2 separate regions of the Homo sapiens genome follow, and region 1 is linked to region 2. A link is an interaction called in ENCODE POLR2A ChIA-PET data of the cell type or tissue named here. Cell type or tissue: PC-9. All regions are shown on one strand. Each heading gives the region's core, and the rest is flanking DNA. Links, peaks and the distances in the headings are about the cores only. Region 1 has its middle 18 kb from the start of IFIT3. Region 2 overlaps SLC16A12 (solute carrier family 16 member 12).

Region 1 (10,034 bases), core at 564-8,563, 86 kb after region 2:
TTCTGCTCTGTTGCCCAGGCTGGAGTGCAGTGGCATGATTACAGCTGACTGTAGCCTCAACCTCCTGGGCTCAAGCCGTCTTCCTACCTCAGCCTCCTGAGTAGCTGGGACTACAGGCATGTGCCACCACACCTCGCTAATTTTTGTATTTTTTATAGAGACATGGTTTTGTCATGCTGCCCAGGCTGATCTCAAACTCCTGGGCTCAAGTGATCCGCCCACTTCAGCCTCCCAAAGTTCTGGGATTACAGGCGTGAGCCACTGCGCCTGGCTCAGCAAACATTATTTCCTCTTCCCGTCTTAGGTTCATAGGCTGGGGCCCTACTGAAACAGAAATTAAAAGAAATGAAAGAGTGTGTAAGCAAAAACTCAGTTGTATGTAAGAAAACCCAACTCCCCCTGAGAAAGAGAAAGAACTGGAGTCCTTTAAAAAATTAACTGCCTGTTTTTCTGTGGCTAGTAAGCCTTATCTCTCCTCCCTTCCCAGGCATTGTGAAGACTCTGTTTCCCTAGCTATGCAACTGCAAGTTCACTAGACAGATAAACTCAAGTCGCAAAACATGCTTTTCCTTAAAAAGTAAGAAATGATGTAATGCATGTCTCAATTGAATAACTGCCTTTGTTTCTCTCTTCTGTAGTATCCTTCCCCCTGCACAGATCTCCCCCCAACCCCCTGCAAGAAATGCTTAAAAGGTAACTTCAGGCCAGGCACGGTGGCTCACACCTATAATCCCAGCAATTTGGGAGGCTGAGGTGGGCGGATCACGAGGTCTGGAGTTCGAGACCATCCTGGGCAACATGGTGAAACCCCTTCTCTACTAAAAATACAAAAAATGAGCTGGACCTGGTGGCATGCGCCTGTAGTCTCAGCTACTCGGGAGGCTGAGGCAGGAGAATCGCTTGAACCTGGGAGGCGGAGCTTGCAGTGAGCCGAGATTGCGCCATTGCCCTCCAGCCTGGCCACAGAGCAAGACTCCGTCTTAAAAAAAAAGGTAACTTCACTCTTTGTTCAGGGCTCAGTCCTTTAGATGTTAATCTGACTGGGCCGGTGCACCTAAATAATTAATAAATATCATATCCTCCTGAACCCCATCAGTCTCTTCACACCAGAGAACTCAGTGATGAGCAAGTGAAAGAAGTGGCTAGAACTTCAGACTTATTGAGCATCTTAACAAAATAACAATACATTTGTAGAGAAGTGGCCAGACAAAAAAGAAGGAACTTTGAACTTTGAGGGGTGTCAAATTGTGCAAAGACAAATATTTGGGGAAACTAATGGTAGATGAGGGCTAGTTACTAAGATTTGTTTGTGTAGACTTTGTCCAGTGATAAGGTTGTTATCCCGTTTCTTGAATGGAAGTAGGGGTTGGGGATACCATCACAAGAGACGTTTATATTCTGCTTTCAGGCAGACAGAAGTAGGGCAGACAACTCATCCTGCGTCTGCTTTTTTTCAATTCCCTTTAACTCAAAATAATTCTTATGTCAAAATGGCATGTTTTGGGGTGGCATAGTCTGAGCCCCTTCATGATACAGAGGCTAATTGCATTACTGATTTATAATCCCTGTTGAAAGCTGTAAGTTGGAGGAGGACACATCACAGGGAGTGTAACCCCTCCAACCACTCCTGACAGACTGGACTCTCCCCATCTTGAGACTATCTCATTGCTGTTGACTTGCTCTTTTCAACTTTCCCAATTAGTTTCAATCTGTGAAAATGATCTGACAGCCTGAATCTACATCCCTCACTTTTGTCCTAACACACACACACACCTTAGTAAGGTAGGGGGAGGACACATTTTCCCTATATCTTTTGAGGGCTTGATAATTGAATCTATGAAATAAACTGAAAACTGGCAGATTAACAGAACAAAAGGTATACAAACTTATTACGTGCATGGGGCATCATATGAAAGGAAAGTTAACGCCCCAAACCCAGTGAGATCAAGAAGCTTATATACCCTCTTTTTAAAGGAGAGGGGAGGGGAGATGTAGGCAACTTACTTAGGGGGAGTAAATTGTTTTGATGAAAAATGAATGGGCCCTCAGAAGAATATGTGACAGCCTGTGACGAAGTCTGTCTGGACACGGGGTCAACCTCCAGTGTTCTCTCCAGTGAACCAAGTTTAATCTTCCTGGTTGATAAGATTCCCTGGGAAGGGATTCATGACATCTGAGTTCCTTTTGGAGGGTCTATCTTTATGCAGATAAAGGGAGCTCAGAGAAAATCCTGTCTTGCATTTGCTATTTCTCAAGTGCCTTCATTTTGAAGTCCAAAGTGATATATTTTGGAGTGGCATTTCCTGACCTTAGAAGTTTGATTATTAAATGCAATTGACCCCAGAAAAGGATTACTAATTTCTAGGCTCAGTGTATAATTTGGATGAAAGAGGTGGGAGTTTATGTTAGCCAATTTTGAAAGTTTTTGAAAATTCAGGATTTCATTCTGGACATAAGATGGAGCAGGGACTCCTTCTTAGTGGCCTGCCAGGACCCCCACGCAGGCATGGAAATAAAGGAAAATCTCAAGTTCCTTCAAGGGAAATTCCAGGCACTACCGGGCCCTGAGAAGTAAGTTTGCAAGCTGATAAGCAAGAAGGTAATAATAGCTTACAACAACAGCCAAGGAAGTTAGAGTCAGGTGATGTTTGGTTCTCTATAGAAACCAAAAATAGGGTCTTAAGCGTGAGCTGCGGGATTCTCCTTGCATGGCAACCCGCAAACAAATGCCCTCCTTTCTCTTGTTGCAAAACCCCACTGTGGGTGTTTGGCTTTACTGGGCTGGGCAAGTGGACCCCAGTTTTGTTCAGTAGCAGACAATGTGAGCATGATACCTCTTTATGCTTAAATTGCATGAAAATGTTTTTTTGGTGAAAGTCCTTTTGTCCTTTTTGTATACACTTTTTCCAGTTGAAAGATCTGCGTGAGAATGGGATATAACTGAACAAAAATATATGATTGCTGAATAGGACTCTCTGACTTTGTCGCAATGGAAAAAAATAGAAACTCAGCCCCCAGGGAGGCATAAAGGAGAGGAAGTCATTAACAATCTTTTTGTTTTTCAGAACTGTTCCTGGAAGATTTCCCTTCTGTCTGACGGAAATCTTCCCACGCTGTCTTTCCAAACTCCTACTTAATGCTTTGAATTCAGATTGCTGAGCCTCTGAGCACAACAGACAGCACTGGGGTTGGAGGTGGGGATCCACTCTGGAACTTTCCATCCAGAAAACCTCAGATGTCTTCCTCACTCCTGTGTTTGGAACTGATAGCTTGAAGGCAGTTCCTCTGAAAGCAAGGACTTCAGTGTATTTTTTGGACTGGGATGGAAACCTTACGGTGGTAGGCCTCACCATGGAAGGCCACATGGTGGGGGTTGTAAACCTGTACTGCCTAAGGCATGTCCCGCTTGGGCTGCCATGCATGTCCTCTGGGATTGTGCTTTGTGTCTGTGTGTACCTGACTGTCATGACACTGTCTCAGCCCAGGAAGGTGATCAGGTCCACTTTACTTTCCTGGCCTCAGCTGTGATGTGCCACCAGGTTAAAAGTTTAATATAGACATGTACGGAGGAAGCTCTCTGGACTTCTAAGATAGACCTTTATAATTAATCAGATTTGTTTAAGCTGGCTAAATTCAGGATCCTTAAAAGAGGATAAATACTGAATGTATTGGAAAAAACTGAGATCAATACTGACAGAGATCCTAGAAATAATAATTTTACTATAAAGTTGCCTTGCTAAGGACTAAGGGGATGGACCATGCAGAGTTAGCATGGCAAGTTTGAAACTGTTATCTTTAGAAAGACTTGCTTGCAAGGTTGGCCCTTGGCTAACATCAGGGAACTTGGATTTTTAAGTTTTCTAGCTATTCTATAAATGATATGGGTGGCTTACTATGCTAAGACTGTTTATGCAAATGATGGAGTTTATGCTAACACTTGCTTTCCTTCTCGAAGTCTGGAATTTTGGTACATGCTAGGCAGAGGGTGCATACATGATCAGTCCCCAGTAAAACCCTTGGGCACACAGTCTAACTGGCTTCACATGTGTTGTCACAATTTGATGCTGGAGGAATTAAGCACAACCTGATGACTCTACCGGCCCTCTTGGAAACCTATACCTGATTTTCTTTGGACTTGGCCCCATGCACTTTTTGTCTGTGCTAATTTTGCTCTGTATACTTTTGTTATAATAAGGCTTAGCTGTGAGTATGACCATATGTTGAATCCTGCTCATCTTTCCAGTGAATCATCAAATCTAGGGGTAGTCTTGGAGACCCTGATGTCAATTTCCTAGAATTCTCTTTAGAAAAAAACAATGCAGCAGGCTATTAGAATATAACAGCTCCCTCTGGGAGACCAAAGGAGAGAAAAGACAGGCTAAGCCTGACTGAGTGTGGCTCTTTCTCCAACCTACGCAATTTCCTATGAGGATTTCCCTTTGTAAGATTTTCTTTCCACACAATAGCTGTCCCCAGATTCCTCAGCCATCATGCGCATGGCTGGGGATGTTGCATCATTCTTGGGCATACCTAGGACACCTGTCCATCCCCTGGTGGATCTTGGTTCAGGATTTTGTTGCTGGTATGTTCCACATAAATCAGAAGAAAAGAAGGTGCAGGGTCATCAAAAACTCTTCTGTTTATTGCGTCAGACTGGAGTCAATGTCTTTCCCTTTATAATCAAGAGGGAGCTCAGGAGGGTTGTGAAATGATATTTGGCAGGAAATCAAGGGAAGTGAATATTCTAACAGGAACCACCCTGACCTTTATGCTTTATGAGATATTCATATAAAGGGACCATGGCAAAGAGAAAATCATTTTATTCATCAAACTCTAGTTGAGCAGAGCTTGTGTTGCAGGGTGAATTATGACACTGTGAACAAAGGTCATTTTGGGGAAGATCCCAGGTTGGATGTTGAACTAGAAAAAGAATATTAGTGGGACAACTGGTAAAATTTGAACAAGACTTGTAGATTAGTTGATTATATGTTGTCACTGTTAGTTTCCTGTCTTAAAGATTATTCTATGTTTATGTAAGGTGTTAACATGATGGGAAGCTGCGTAAAGGGTATATGGGAATTCTGGGCACCATTTTTACAACTTTAAGTCTAAAATCATTTCAAATAAAAAGGGTTAAAAAGTCAAATTATAGGCTGACAATTATTTTCTCTTGGCATTTTGAAACTATTTCCCACTGTGTTTTGGTTGCTATTGAGAAGTCTGAGCTTAACCTAATACCAATTCCTTCACAGATATTTCTTCTGTTTTTTGTCGTTTTAAAAATCTTTCTGCCTCAAAGGCACTTAAAAGATACTACTATGTTTTTAGGTGACATCTGCTTGGGTGATCTTTTGTGAAATTCATGTATTTGAGGATTAGCATTTTTCATTAATTCCGAAAATTTCGGTCATTGTCTCTTCAACTATTGCCTTTCCTCCATTCCCTTTTATTTGTTCTTCTGCAACTCTGATCACATGCATTTTAACTTCCTCACTTTGTTCTCCATGTCCCTGAATATCTCTGTTGATTTTCCATCTCACTGTTTTTCTGTGCTGCATTCTGAGTAGTTTCTTCGAATCTGTCTTCTAAATCAATAAATGCTTTTCAGCTGTGTATAAATTACTTTTCAACAAATCCTTTGAGTTTCTAATTTCTATTATTTTAGTTTTTATATTTCTAAGTTTTGTTTGGTTCTTGTGCAAATATGCCTAATCAAATTTAATACACTATTGTTCCTTTATTTATTTATTTATTTATTTATTTATTTATTTATTTTTTGAGATGGAGTCTCGACCTGTCACCCAGGCTAGAGTGTAGTGGCATGATCTCAGCTCACTGCAACCTCTGTCTCTTGGGTTCAAGAGATTCTCCTGCCTCAGCCTCCTGAGTAGCTGAGATTACAGGCACCCATCACCACACCTGGCTAATTTTTGTATTTTTAGTGGAGATGGGTTTTCACCATGTTGGCCAGGCTGGTCTTGAACTCCTGACCTCAGGCAATCTGCTCACCTCAGCCTCCCAAAGTGCTGGGATTACAGGCATGAGGCACTGCGCCCGGCCTATTCCTTTGTTAAAACTTAATTTTTTCTTTCTTTATCTTGAAATTTACTAAATACACTAATACATTCTTTTTTTTTTTATTGAGACAGAGTTACTCTGTTGCCCAGGCTGGAGTGCAGTGGTGCGATCTCGGCTCACTGCAACCTCTACCTGCCAGGTTTAAGCCATTCTCCTGCCTTAGACTCCCAAGTGGCTGGGATTACAGATGCCCGCCACTATGCCTTGCTAATTTTTGTATTTTTAGTAGAAACCGGGTTCTACCATGTTGGCCAGGCTGGTCTCTAACTCCTGTCCTCAGTGATACACCTGCCTCGGCCTCCCAAAGTGTACTAAATACATTCTTTTTTATTCTCTATTCAATTACAATATCTGCAGTTTTGTTGCTCTGGCTTATCGTTTATTATCTGGCAACTTTTGCACATTGTGGCTTATTTATTTGTGTGTATTCTTTGATTTTGTATTATGACCTGATATTCCTTGGAACTTTATCAAACTTGGAAATTCTTTGAGAACTATGTAAAAAGTGTTTCCCTTTGAGGGGTGTTTTTATTTGCTTTTGTTAGGTGCATGGGAGCACTACCAAGCCAGAATTGCTTAAAATGAAATTTTCTACTTGAGGTTTTTTTTTTTTTTTCTTGCCGCATGGATAGTGAGAATTTCAGCCCAAAACAATCATGCTTCTCCACTTAAGATTAGAAATTATCAATGACTTTTTTTCCTCCCTGCTTTACTTAGGGCCAAAGCCAAAAACAGGCATGTGTAGCCCCATCATTTACGTCTGCAAGGAGTTTGTTCTCCAGTTTAACCTCTGAATGGGTCCTGGTTTTATGTGAGTTCTATGATACAATGTACCACGTGCAGGCCCCAGACTTTGTCTTCCATCTCCTTCATAATGTAATGTAGTCCATGAGAAAGTGATGTAGATCACCAACACAAATGAACACATGCTTATTCTGGTGGATTTTCACTTTCCTGTCATTTCTGGACTTCAGGGAATTCCTTACTCTCTTATAAATGCAGCTGTGCATTTAAAAAATATGTTTTGCAGATTATATAGCATTTTTCATTGTGATACACAGGCTTTTTGTTCTGTGTATATCTGGTCTACCATAATGCTTGTAAGGAAACACATTTAATCTTCTGTGAGGTATAATTTATTATTCCCAGGTTTTATGTAGGAATATCTTAGGGTCACAGAGGTTAGGTGATTTTTCCCAACACTGTAGAGATACTAAGTGGTGGAGGTGAGGTTGAAATAGGTCTAAACCCAAAGCCAAGGCACTTTTAAAAGATTAATAAAGTTTGTCGAATGATACTTGGACTAACTCCTGCCTGAATTAAGCTAGAAATTAATATAAGTTCTTTAATTCAGTTAGGAAGATCCCAAATCAGAAACAAATCATAATAAAAATTGAGATCAGGAAGCTTCCTGAGTGTAGCTCCTCATATCACTGTCCCACACATAAGTACTGCCCCATATGGCAATCGGGAGGCCCCAGGAATGCTTGCTAGGGTCAGGCCCTGCTCCTCTAAGTTAGTTGAAAGCTCCCTCCCTACTCAGTGACTGCTCTCATACTTCTTCACTGTAGCTGTTGGCTCTCAGAACATGATGCCCAAAGTATAGCGCCTCGGTGTGCTGAGTACTTTGAACTGAAAGACATTGGAAGGGCCTCCGAAGAAAGATCTCTTTGACCTTCTCCTGCCCTCTTGTCTTTCATGCTTCTTTCTCCCCTGGAGTGAACCATGGAAACTAGAATTCCTCTTCCGCAAGACAATGATAGAAACTAGAAGCCCTTTCCCCAAAGCAAGCCATAAAACTTAGGAAGGTCACTCTCTCCCTTCTCCCTTCTCATTTGAAGACCCTTAATCCAGAGGAATCCTGCCCCATACTTGCAAAGAAGAAATGCTACACAGAGAGTCCAAGAAGAATTTGAACCCAGTCTATTACCATTAGATCATACTCTTGTCCAAACACATCTCTACAGAGCTGCCCATTCTTCATGGAACCTAAGCACAAAAACAGTTTTCCCTGGATCTTTGGGTCTTCATTTCTGAAGGCTCTCATATCACATAAAACTTTGATTAAGTAAATTTGTTATGCTTTTCTCTTGTTAACTTGTCTTTTGTTATAGGAGTGTCAGCCATGACTCTTACAATGAGTAAGGAGAGGTATTACCTACCTCCTTTTACCCCTACATGCTCTTGGAGCTGATTATCACAGTTTGTAATTTTTCCACCTTCCATTCCTGCTTCTGTGTATTTTGATAAATTTTTGCAGGTCAGTAGACTTCCCATGGCAGAATATTTCCTGCTTCTCACCAGCCCTTAAGCCAATCCAAGGAAAACAAAAGAACATCATAATGCTTTGTCATATGACAAGATTACAAAAGCAGCATCCAGTGGCAGAATGCCCAACTGCTCCGGGACACAGCCAATAGCTGACTTCAGTGCTCCCCATCCCTGCTTGTCAGTGATTAGTCTAAATTGTTATCACAAGCCCAGTCTGACCAATGAATGTGAGTGAGGGGCCATTTTGATTGTCAGCTCCTGATTCTGCAGAAAACACGAAACTGAGCTGTACAAAGATGCTGATGAGGGGCTGCAGCATGCAATTCACTTCACCAGCAGTCACTAAGGTCTGATCTCTTTTCTAACCATACCTGGAAGATGGAATGCTGGACCCAGGGTATGCATAGAAAATGGGAGTTATTAGAAAAGCAGCTTTGCTTGCTTTAACCCAGGAATTGTATTTCTGGTATGTTGTTTCCTTTTAGACAATTGCCCTAAAGGTTCTTTTGTTTAAGGAGCAGGAGGATGGGGGAGGTTATTTCTGCTCTCAGCAAAAGTCTTAGAACCAGGGTCTCCTCGTTTGTAAGGAAGCAAGTAGGTCCCTGGACCTGGGCTGGGATATGATTTGTGATCAGCCAGGCAAGAGTTAAGAGTGGAAGTCTGTGCTCTCTGCCCATCTTATAATATCTTAAGGGTGATCATCTGTGGTATTCTTGAGTGGTATGTCCCATTCCATCTAGCATTTCATTAGAATTATTGTATAAAGGATGACAGGCAGAGGACACTTGACATGGGAATGCTGGACCTATTGGATGTTTATTCATTAGCTGCAGTTACCCCCCATTAGCCTTTTTTAATACAAAGTAAAAATTTAGTTGACATGTAAAAATTGTATATATTTATGGTGTATAGCATGTTTTAATATATGTATACATTGTGGAACGGCTAAATCAAATTATTTAACATATGCATTACCTCAGCTACTTACCTTTCTTTTTGTAGTGAGAACACAAAATCTACTCTCTCAGCAATTTTCACGTATGCAACATATCATTATTAACTATAGTCACCATGATGTACTATGTTAGCCTCTTAATACGGTATAATGCCTTGGCAAAACCCAAAATCCCTAGCAGGTCTGGATCTTTGAGTTTGGAAATGGTCCAAGGTGCATATACTATGTCTGTGAATACCAGAGGGCAACTCTTTATGGGTTCCTGGTGTAGGGTCTATATTCTAAATTCTGAGAGATGAACTCCTTTAGGGCCACAGTCTTTCTGCCACTTATGAACCTACAAGCAAGTTTCCAGGTGTTAAATCAGCTAGGGAATCATTTCAGAATTTATTTCAAATATTACATTAATTCCTAGGGGATAAGGAATTTAAAAGGAAAGTGTTCAAATGATCATCTTATACATTTATATACTTTTACCTTTCTGTTTACACCTTTGTGACTAGATATTACATTCATGAGTGAATTAAAAATGAACTGCAGAAGTTAATCTCAAGAGTCCATGGAGGCTATTCCCCCATGTGTTTAAGAGACCTTTGCTGTCCAGGTCTGACTTTAACCTGAACAAAATGGAGCTCACCGTGTCAGATGCTGGCAGTTTGAAAGGGACTGCTGTAGACCTGGATGGATCTCTGCCCTTTTGACCAGCCTCACACTGATGTCCCTCACACTC
Region 2 (10,034 bases), core at 1,189-9,188:
AGATGTGTCTAAATTGCAGAAGCCTAGGGTAACTACAAGTTCTGGCGGTAGATTTAATTCCATCCCAAGACAAGTCAGTCCTCAAGCAAGACAACTTTTGGCTGGGTGTGGTGGTGTTAGTTTCTTTTGAACCAGTCCTGACTGGCAATGGAAAAAGGAGCAGAATTCAGTTTAGGCAGGAGGGCCAGGTGCAATGATAACACATTGTCTGTAGCCACATATTCATGTTTGACAATGCAAATTGCAAGTAATTTCCTTGTAATTGCAGGCTTAGAAACCAAAGTTATAAGAAATCTACCAAGTAATTTCTTCAGCAAATGCTCATCTGTTTGGACTGAAGAGTGCAGGCTACTCATATTCTCCTAAATGATGAACCATTCACACTTGAGATATGACCTGCAGGGCTAATACCATCATGTAGCTTCTCACAAATTATGTTTTTGGTAATTAATCAGGATCCAACTGCCATTCTCCAGTGTTATGAATATGATATTTAGTATTGATTCCACATTTTTAATGGTTAAAGAAGAAGTGGAAGAGCAAAGATTACCTATTTTCACAATCAAATAACTCAGCAAGAAGCAGCCAGGTGTAGGTCTAATGGAGGCATCTCTACTCTGAGGCATACTAGACCTAAGTTCTTGCACTGGCTTTGCTCCTTATTAACCCTGTGACCTACAGAAAGTCACCTAACCCTCAGATCCACAATGATCTCTATCTGTAAAATGAGCCAGTGCAATATTTGCCTGTTGACCTTATACTATTTTGTGATGTTCAAATGAGGCTGTGAGTAGAAAAATGTTTGTAAAGCATAAGCTGTTGGAGCTGACATTATACAGATTCTTTGAAATTATTGGTATCATAAATGGGTTTGGAGTTATCAGGAAAATTAATGGGAATACCACTTGGGAGATCTTGAAATATATTAGACTTCATCCTAGTCCAAGACCTCCATCATCTCTGGCAAATCATTTTAATGTCTTTGTATTACAGTTTCCCCTTTGTGTAACCACTTGGGTTATTGAGTATTTATGATCTATGACATGCCAGATACCAATGGATAACATACCTAAAAGTATCTAATAAGGTAGACTGCTAGGAAAATTACCCTTCTGATCCTTTACATCAAGCTTGTCCAACCTGTGGCACATGGGCTGCCTGTGGCCTGGGATGGCTTTGAATGTGGTCCAACACAAATTTGTAAACTTTCTTACAACATTTTGAGATTTATGCACTCTTTCTTTTTCTTTCTTTCTTTCTTTCTTTCTTTCTTTCTTTCTTTCTTTCTTTTTCTTTATTTCTTTCTTTTCTTTCTTTCTCCTTATTTCCTTCCTTCCTTCCTTCCTTCCTTCCTCCTTTCCTTTCCTTTCTTTCTTTTTTTCATCAGCTATCATTAGTGTTAGTTTATTTTATGTGTGGCCCAAGACAATTCTTCTTCTTCCAATGTGGCCCAGGGAAGCCAAAAGATTGGAGACCCCATTTTACATTTTATTTCTATTTTATTTCACGACTAATTTCAGAGTAACCCTGTGAGATAAGTAACCTTTCCATTTTATAGCTAAAGAAATTGAGTTAGGCAGGCAGTGGGTGGCAGGACTAGTTTTAATATTCTACCTTTCTAATTTTGAAGTATATATTCTTTCTACCACACCATGCTTCCTGGAGAGATGAATTCTTGCATTTGCAAAAAAGAAAGATAGGAAGACAGCATACATAACACACAATGGGAAAGCCATCTCTGTAAATAACTGCAATGCTTACTGCTGCATAGCCGTGGCTCTAAAGCTCTTTTACAGAATGTGTACCTCCTGCACTTATTCTTGTTCTTCAAATCTACAGGTGTCTGAAGAATTACCAGTATGTTTGCTACCTCTTTGCCGTGGGAATGGATGGGCTCTGCTATCTCTGCCTCCCAATGCTTCAAAGTCTCCCTCTGCTCGTGCCTTTCTCTTGTACCTTTGGCTACTTTGATGGTGCCTATGTGACTTTGATCCCAGTAGTGACCACAGAGATAGTGGGGACCACCTCTTTGTCATCAGCGCTTGGTGTGGTATACTTCCTTCACGCAGTGCCATACTTGGTGAGCCCACCCATCGCAGGTAAGTTTCCAGAGAGAAACCCCAACCACCTTTTCTCTTTGGCATATTGATGTGAAAACAGCAAACCCACATGCAGTCAATGAGAAGGACTGTCAAGAGAGTTGGGGAAGAGTGAAAGAGAAAAGGGATATAAGAGCCCCCAAAACCATCATGGTCCCACCTACATCCTTGTTTTATAATCTTCTTCCAACCAAGTAAGAACCTTAGCCTACCTGGAAAGAGTAAGTCCCAAATTAGGGTCTTGATTCCTTTCCATATTAATGATGGGAGCAGGGGGATGGAGCAGTTGTTCAGCCTTATAAATAAGTAGGGTGCATTCAGAGGGAAGTCTCAGGGGAGAACAGGATTCCAACAGGGGGCAGTGGGTGATGAGGCTGAAATTATAAACGCCAGTGTCATAGTGGAGTGTTTTGGGTGCCAGACAGAGGAACTGGGCTCTATTCTTCAGAGACTGTGGATAGTATTAAAGTTTTTATGTAAAAGGATAATATGGTAAAGTATATATGTTAGAAAATGTGATCTAGCAATTGATCTAGTAACTTAGGAGAGAGGTAGCTAAGATTCCATTCTAATAGTTTAGGAGGCAGCTGATAAACGCCTGAGCTAGGGCTGCTGCAGCAGAAATAAAGATGAGCTCTGGGGGCAAGGAAGAAGTTTTCAAAACAAAATTCAGCAGAATTTAGCATACAGAGGTGAATGAGAGAAAGAAGTCAAGGATGACTTAGAAAATAATGTCATGGTTGAGAAAATAAGGAAATTCGAGAAAGTGGCTTTGCCTGAAAAATAATGAATATGGTTTTTAGATATGTTGAGATTTCTGAAATATACAGGTAAAAATGCTCAATAGAGCTGTTTAAAGATGAAATATGAGCTTTAGTGGATGGCCTGGTTTATATATAGATTTGGGAATCATCATATAAAGCACATAGAATGTTTTATAAACTCTAAAATGCTATAGAGTGAAGCATGATTAAACAATTTGACAAATATTTATTGTATGCATTAAACAAGTAATTCAACAAATACATATTGCATGTGTAACTAGCATTGTGTTTATCATGCTGGAGAGACAGGAGTAAACAGGTCAGAAGCTGTTTCTCCTTCCTAAAGCATGTGGTCTACACCACCTGCATCAGAGTCTCCTAGGGACCTTGTTAAAAATGCAGATTCCTTGACACTCCCACCTGTGATCTGAATGTTGAGGATGAGTTCCAGAAATCTGCATTTTCAACCAGCTTTGTTGTGATGCTCATGCGAGGTAAATATTGAGAATGACTGTTCCATATTATTATCTGCCTAAATTAAAACTGAGAGAGTGAACAAGTTCTCTGAAGACAGGCAAAAGAGAAATAACCCAAAACTTTGCCTAGAAAGAAGGCAGGAATTTTTTTGAGGAAGGCAGAGTTTCTGCTATTAGCTATTATTGTGAATAGACAGTTTCAGGCTATTTCCAAATCCAGCAATTGGGGTGGAATAAAAACAGCAAACTAGGGGAAATTGTGGCCGCTTGAGTGGTGCAGATGACAAAACCCTGTTCAGTTTGAACTCCATGATACAGATCTTTATGTTTAATGCTCCATTTTTGAAAACTGCCCCCAAAATATTCCCACATCCTCCTTTCATAGCTTATTTTAGTGCTCACCAACCTTTAGAAACAGTGTCATTCTATCAAAGGTCACAGGACACAAATGAAATTGGGATTCAGTTCGTGGCCTTCATTGGCAAATCAGACATGATACTCATTACTGGAAATTCGAGGATTAATTCTTATTGTATCATTTTCTTATTTATTTACCTTTCAAATGACAACTGTGTACTCAGTCTTTTTTGTTTGGTGCTATAGAATTGCACAAGTAAATCAAACAATAACTAAAATATTTGAGAGCAGTTTAAATTCAGGAAATTTTGTGGGGCTTATAACAACTTCTACATGCTATTTTTGACGAATGGATCTGAAGTGGGTAAGAGAAGAAATCATATACTTCTCTGGTGGGTTTTCTTGGCAGATAAGGAAAGTTTGAAGGAATTTAAAAAAACCTTTGTTAATTATAAAATAATTGCCTGACGAAGTATAATGTTATTCCACTGGTTTTCTGTCATTGTGGACCCTATTTTGCATATCATATGCCCGGTTTTCCTCAAAATTTAGAGCTGAGATAGATATTGAGATTAATTTGTTGCAACAAGAGATAAAGAAAAAAAAGCTAGTTTGCATTTGCAACTGCTAAAATAGCTGAAAGTTCTGATTTTCAAACTGGATAGAGTACAATGACTGAATCCAGTTGAAAATGTGATACTGCTTTGAAGCATGTCATGTTACTCAAAACAGTGTATGGGTGCTGTGAATACTACTGGCATTTTGTACAAATATGTTCTCTTAACACCCTAGGTAAATTATTCCAACCTTAATAATTTAAATGATGCTATTTTTATCTTTTTACCAGATTTCATGGGGTTAATAGTAACTAATATTTACGTTGTGACTACTAAGTACATGATGCTTTTCCAAGCACTTTACAGAACAACAATCAATTCACTCTAGAAGTTTTCCTGGAAAACAGAATGTATTTTTCAGTTGCTGCACAATATTTTTAGGTGACCTCTTTTTGTTTCAAAGTTACAATTGGTGGTGCTATCGATCTATTATTATCCTTACAAATCATTAGAATTTGAGAGTGGGTAAGCAATTGAATTTTCAACTCAAAAATAAAATTTTGCTGTTGTTTGTTACAGGACGGCTGGTAGATACCACCGGCAGCTACACTGCAGCATTCCTCCTCTGTGGATTTTCAATGATATTTAGTTCTGTGTTGCTTGGCTTTGCTAGACTTATAAAGAGAATGAGAAAAACCCAGTTGCAGTTCATTGCCAAAGAATCTGATCCTAAGCTGCAGCTATGGACCAATGGATCAGTGGCTTATTCTGTGGCAAGAGAATTAGATCAGAAACATGGGGAGCCTGTGGCTACAGCAGTGCCTGGCTACAGCCTCACATGACCAAAGGCCTTGAGCCCCAGAATCTTCAGGTTTGAGAGAGGTGGGGCCACCAGATTCTTCATGTTTCTGAAACTTTTTATTTTGGCAGAAGGATTGCCTTCCAAGGAAATTATTATTATTGTTTTGTTAACATATTAATATTTATAAGGGAAAACAGCACATAATAAGGAAAGCTGGACTAGCCCAGAGCCTTCTCATTTGGGATTTGTGCTCATAACTGAACTCGTATCTTTTGGTCAATGGGCATAGCTCTGTAAGAAATGTAAGGACACAGCTGATATAATTAGCTGTAATTAGGGATAATTTCAAAGCATAACCAAAGCAGATGACACTGGGCAGCAGCTTTGTTCCAGTCTCAGGCCCTTCATGTTCCCTCCTCAGAAAGAAAATGGAAACATTAACGTGTAGCTTTGCTTACCTTGTTCTGGTTAGAGAAGGGAGGTCAGCTTGGGTGTGGTGGTGAAGAGTGAAGATGCCATACTTTTTCATGGTGGAGTTTCTCATTAGGGTTTTACTTGGGATTGTTAAAGAATACTTGAGATTCTTCAAAAAGTGGTGATTAATATAGAAAGAAACTCTTATTTTTTTTTTCTCTTAGTCTTCCAGCCAGCCCTTGCCTCTGCCCAAGGGTAGACACCACTATGAGAATCCAAATAATCATGGAATGCCATGGTTGGAATAGATCTTAAAGGGCATCTGGTAAGATCCATTTGAAATTGTCCACTGGAAACCGAAAGCTCTTTTCCTAAGACTGGGTTCCAGGCTCTCACATTTGTTACCATCACATATAATACTTACTCTAAATTTAGCAGAACACACTTAGTCACAAGGACAACCTCTCAATCTTACCTGAAATGTCAACAACACCAAAACTTCCCGTCTTTTACCTTCAGAGAAGAAGCTCTTACTTAGACTGCAGACGCATTCCTGTTAGGTTGGAAAAATGTTGGCAGTATTCCAATTGGGCAGGAACTGAATTCTTGAATCAGCAGGTCTCTGGTGAGAGTTTTCTTTGCAGATCAGACATTTAGTTTTATCATTACCCAAAAGAGGATTGGAGGGAGTCAGTTGTCTGAAAAATATTATCCTAGAGATATTCTAAAGGTGAGATTCCTTTCTCCCTGTGTTAATTCTTGTTCCACTATCCACTGCTCTTCATCTCTTTATAGATAATAATTAGAAATCTACTCATTGGATTATAAGTTTATTCATTCTCAAATACTCCACTTTTCTATGGTTTGGGATAATTTCTGAGTCTTCAGATTGAAGAGGGAAGGCATGGAGGGAAGAAAAAGTCCAGATCCCCCAGCTTGTTTCCAACCATTTTAAGTCCAAAGAATTATAATCCTGAATCTCACAGTGTGTCACACCTGTAATAGGAGTAAATTATGCAATCAATTTTAATTACCAGGAGTTTAAAATCCAAATGTCAAGGAACTGTTTTGACCCTGAAGGCTATTTAATCCACTGTCCCCTACAAGGCCTCACAAGTGCTGGGGGAAAAAAAACAGCAATGAGGATGATCCTGAGTTAATGTGTATGCTCCGCAAGAGAGCTTGCCTATACCTTGATTATTTCATAAAATCACATGTTAATACATTGCTTTCAGAATGAAATACTGACTTGATCTGATAGGAGAAAATGGTAATATTTCATAGTTGTTTTCCAAAGACAAATTTAAATGTTGTCTGTTATCTCCTTACTTAGTTTAAGAATTTAGTTTTGAACCCCATTGACTTTGTCATTTGCAATTTTAAAAATATTTGGGACTGGGCATGGTCGCTCACGCCTGTAATCCCAGCACTTTGGGAGGCTGAGGCGGGTGGATCATGAGGTCAGGAGATCAAGACCATCCTGGCTAACATCGTGAAACTCCGTCTCTACTAAAAATGCAAAAAATTAGCCAGGCGTGGTGGCGGGCGCCTGTAGTCCCAGCTACTCATGAGGCTGAGGCCGGACAATCGCTTGAACCCAGGAGGTGGAGGTTGCAGTGAGCCAAAATCATGCCACTGCACTCCACCCTGGGCGACAGAGCAAGACTCCATCTCAAAAAAAAAAAATTGGAAGGTATCTGTAAAATGTCAAAGTTAAGATGAAGTTATATCTGTTTGGAATAGCACTTTGCCCTAAATATCATTTCTTGAATTTTCAAGCCTAAAGATGTTTAAAAATATGAATAGTTACAAATATTCTTATACATATTTTTTATCATGATCACAACAAAATTTTGTTTATGTGGTTCTGCAATATAATTTCTGTGAAGTATTACAAGTATTTATGAAAAATAAGCATAGTGATCAGAAATTTTAAAGATTTTGTATAAAAACATTTGGGAGATTTGACTTTATACATGCATAGATTTGCATTTTACTTTCCCTTTTGAGGCAGCATTTTTAGAAAATCAGTAAGAAAAATGTACATCTTAAGGTCTACTATTTTACATTTCTACACAGAATTTTAGTGTTAATGTTCCATGTGTCTATACTGTTTATTTCAAAACTGAGAAATTCATGGGAATGATGTATTTTGTGGAATCAAGAACAAAATTATAGTGGGATAATTTTACATCTTAAATATTTCTTTCTACTACTGTAAGCTCTACTTTGGAATTATCTGAGTAGAAAATCAGAAGACATTATCTAACTTTGTAGATACACTGTATGATTGGGCTTTTTGTTCAGATTGTAATTTCATTAATAGATGAAATATTTATGCTAATATTTTCTTATTTCAAAAGCAAAATAAAATGAATTTATTGTCCTGTGTTTGGAAAGACATTTTTCCCTCGGACAAGAGGTTTGGACTGGATGGTGAGTGGGCCTGTCTGGATCATGCTAAGATGTGGTCAGCATTTTAAGATGTGTTAAATAATCAAATGATTTACAAAAACCAGAAGTCTTTATTGAGTTCTTCCAATGTGTGAGCTATTATGCCAGGCACTTCCTATGCATTGTCATTGTCGAATTTAATCCCCATAGTGACCTCTATTATTATCATTTTGTAGATGTGGAAACTGAGGCACCAGTTCCCACAGCTCAGTATCCTCTAGTGTGAAATCCTGTAAAACTGGGATGCTGCTGATGCTGAAGCCCTGTGTCCTTCCCCTGTGCCTACTTGGATTATCTTATGTGGGTTCAAGAAGCTGTTGGGAAACCGACGCTCCCTTGGACAGATAAAATCCTTTGGATTATGCTTCAGTCTTCTAATCAATATTGAAGGAAGATTCTAGATTGGAGATTTCCAAGAGTTTTCCCAAGAGGATCTATCAAAACCACTACTTTCAGGCTCAGTGGTTTAATTTGCTGTTGATTGATCCAGGCTTCTTTTGGGGAGCATTTAGGGTTGAGGGGGTGAATTGGGGAGCATATTTTGTCCCAAAAGTGAGCTAGTTCCACTGTCTGCTTTCCACATTACCAAAGTCAGGCTTTCTCAGTTAGGAGTTGAGTTCTTTTTGAATTGCCTTCACCACTGCCAGTGATAATGAAAATGGTAATGTCTATTTGACACTCCCCTTCCTGGTCCCAGTAGGTCTAATTCTGAAATTGTTTACTGAAATGAAATAGTACAAATTCAGGGTGGATATCTGAGTTTCTTTTCTCACACTTGAAAGTTTGAGTAAAAAAAAAAAAAAGTTTTTTTTTTGTTTTTTTTTTTAACTCCGTCAAGCAATAGATTTTTATATCTGTTGCCAGCGTAGCTACCAATGACAGATAACTGAGGTTTTGTCCCATAGCACGGAAAACTATTTGGTTGGGGAGTGGGAAGATATAAATAATGATAAAAGGACTGACATTTAAGACAAAACATGATGGTACTTTTCAAACATATACAAAAGTAGAATGAATAGTGTAAAGAACTTGAGGTACCTATCCCCCCACATCTACAATTATCTACCCATTATCCTCTCCCTTGAGAAGCAATTTGAAGTATATTAACATGTGGGCAGCTCATGTTTCCTTCAGCTGCCAGGGAATGCCTGAACTTGGCAAGAATAATTTGTTCCTGCTAACGGGGACATGTGTGGTTAGTATCACCTATTAATGAGCCACATCATTACTTACAAAGCTGATTGGGGCTCCTTTCTTGATATGGGCTTTGAGTGTCTCAATTGAAGATTAAAATTTTCTCCTTTTCTCCCCAGCCCCTAAGGATCTATCTACCTGAGGCCCAGGGCTGTATTAAATAAGTTAAAAGAGGCTTTTTTTTTTTTTCTCTCCTGACCCAAGAGAGTCAAACCAATGAAAAGGGATTTTGAGGTTTAGATGAGAGTGATCATTATTACTCTCATTATTGCTCTTAATTGTTTAAGGGTCAGAGGTCTTTTTGAGGGATCTGGGACCTAAGATTGGTCTAGAATTAAGTAAAAAGCAGTTTATTTTTGAGTTGAGTTGGCACTAAAAGGCTTTAGAATTAGCATTTCAAATGCAGCCCTTTTCACATTTTTCCATAAATATGTTTCTTTTGTGATGACAAGTTAGGCCTTTTCCCACTGACCAGTGTAATGATGGAAGAGTTCAAGGACCTTGTCCTACGAAAGATGAAGACCTATGTTCATTCTTGGATAGCTTATTTTTGCAACTGTGGGCAGAGCAAGGTGTGGGTATAGGTCAAGGTAGGGAAGAGTTCGGGAGTGGGAGAAAGGTTGGGGGGCAGCTTCTGTGTGGTTACCTGAGGTTCCGGCCCACGTGCAGGTGGATGAATCCAGATTTCTGACCCTAAGCTCAAACAGGGAAGAGCAAACAGCTCAAACAGCTTTCTAAAGCTCAAACAGGGAAGAGCAAAGCCTTTTTCAGAATCGCAGAACTGACAGGGCTGGTGTGAGCATTCAGTGCCCACACTGGACCTACGAAGTCTCACAGGGTGTAGTTCCTGACGTTAGGCTACATCCCCCATCTTCTACTACAATCTAGCGCCCAGTTTTTCTATCAGTTCCTTCAAG

What was found. Peaks named below come from ENCODE experiments on the same cell type or tissue, not always from the same donor. Only the 100,000 strongest peaks of a DNase experiment are listed, where the experiment ranks them.
Region 1: POLR2A ChIA-PET joins it to region 2 with 11 read pairs; 5 of 35 experiments call an interaction of 5 or more read pairs at or near these places.

What each region holds. Positions count from the first base shown.
Region 1 is chr10:89,341,273-89,351,306 of GRCh38, reverse strand. It overlaps a transcript of LIPA not described here. Among named protein-coding and RNA genes, the nearest start is that of IFIT3, 18 kb to the right of the region's middle. In PC-9, for the core only: no CTCF peak of the experiment used is centred there; a DNase peak (open chromatin) is centred at 4,666; H3K27ac peaks cover 3,052 bases.
Region 2 is chr10:89,428,125-89,438,158 of GRCh38, reverse strand. SLC16A12 (solute carrier family 16 member 12) reads left to right here. Exons shown (of 8, transcript NM_213606.4): 7 at 1,840-2,099; 8 at 4,833-7,860. The coding sequence ends at 5,095. Among named protein-coding and RNA genes, the nearest start is that of IFIT5, 19 kb to the right of the region's middle. In PC-9, for the core only: no CTCF peak of the experiment used is centred there; a DNase peak (open chromatin) is centred at 6,058.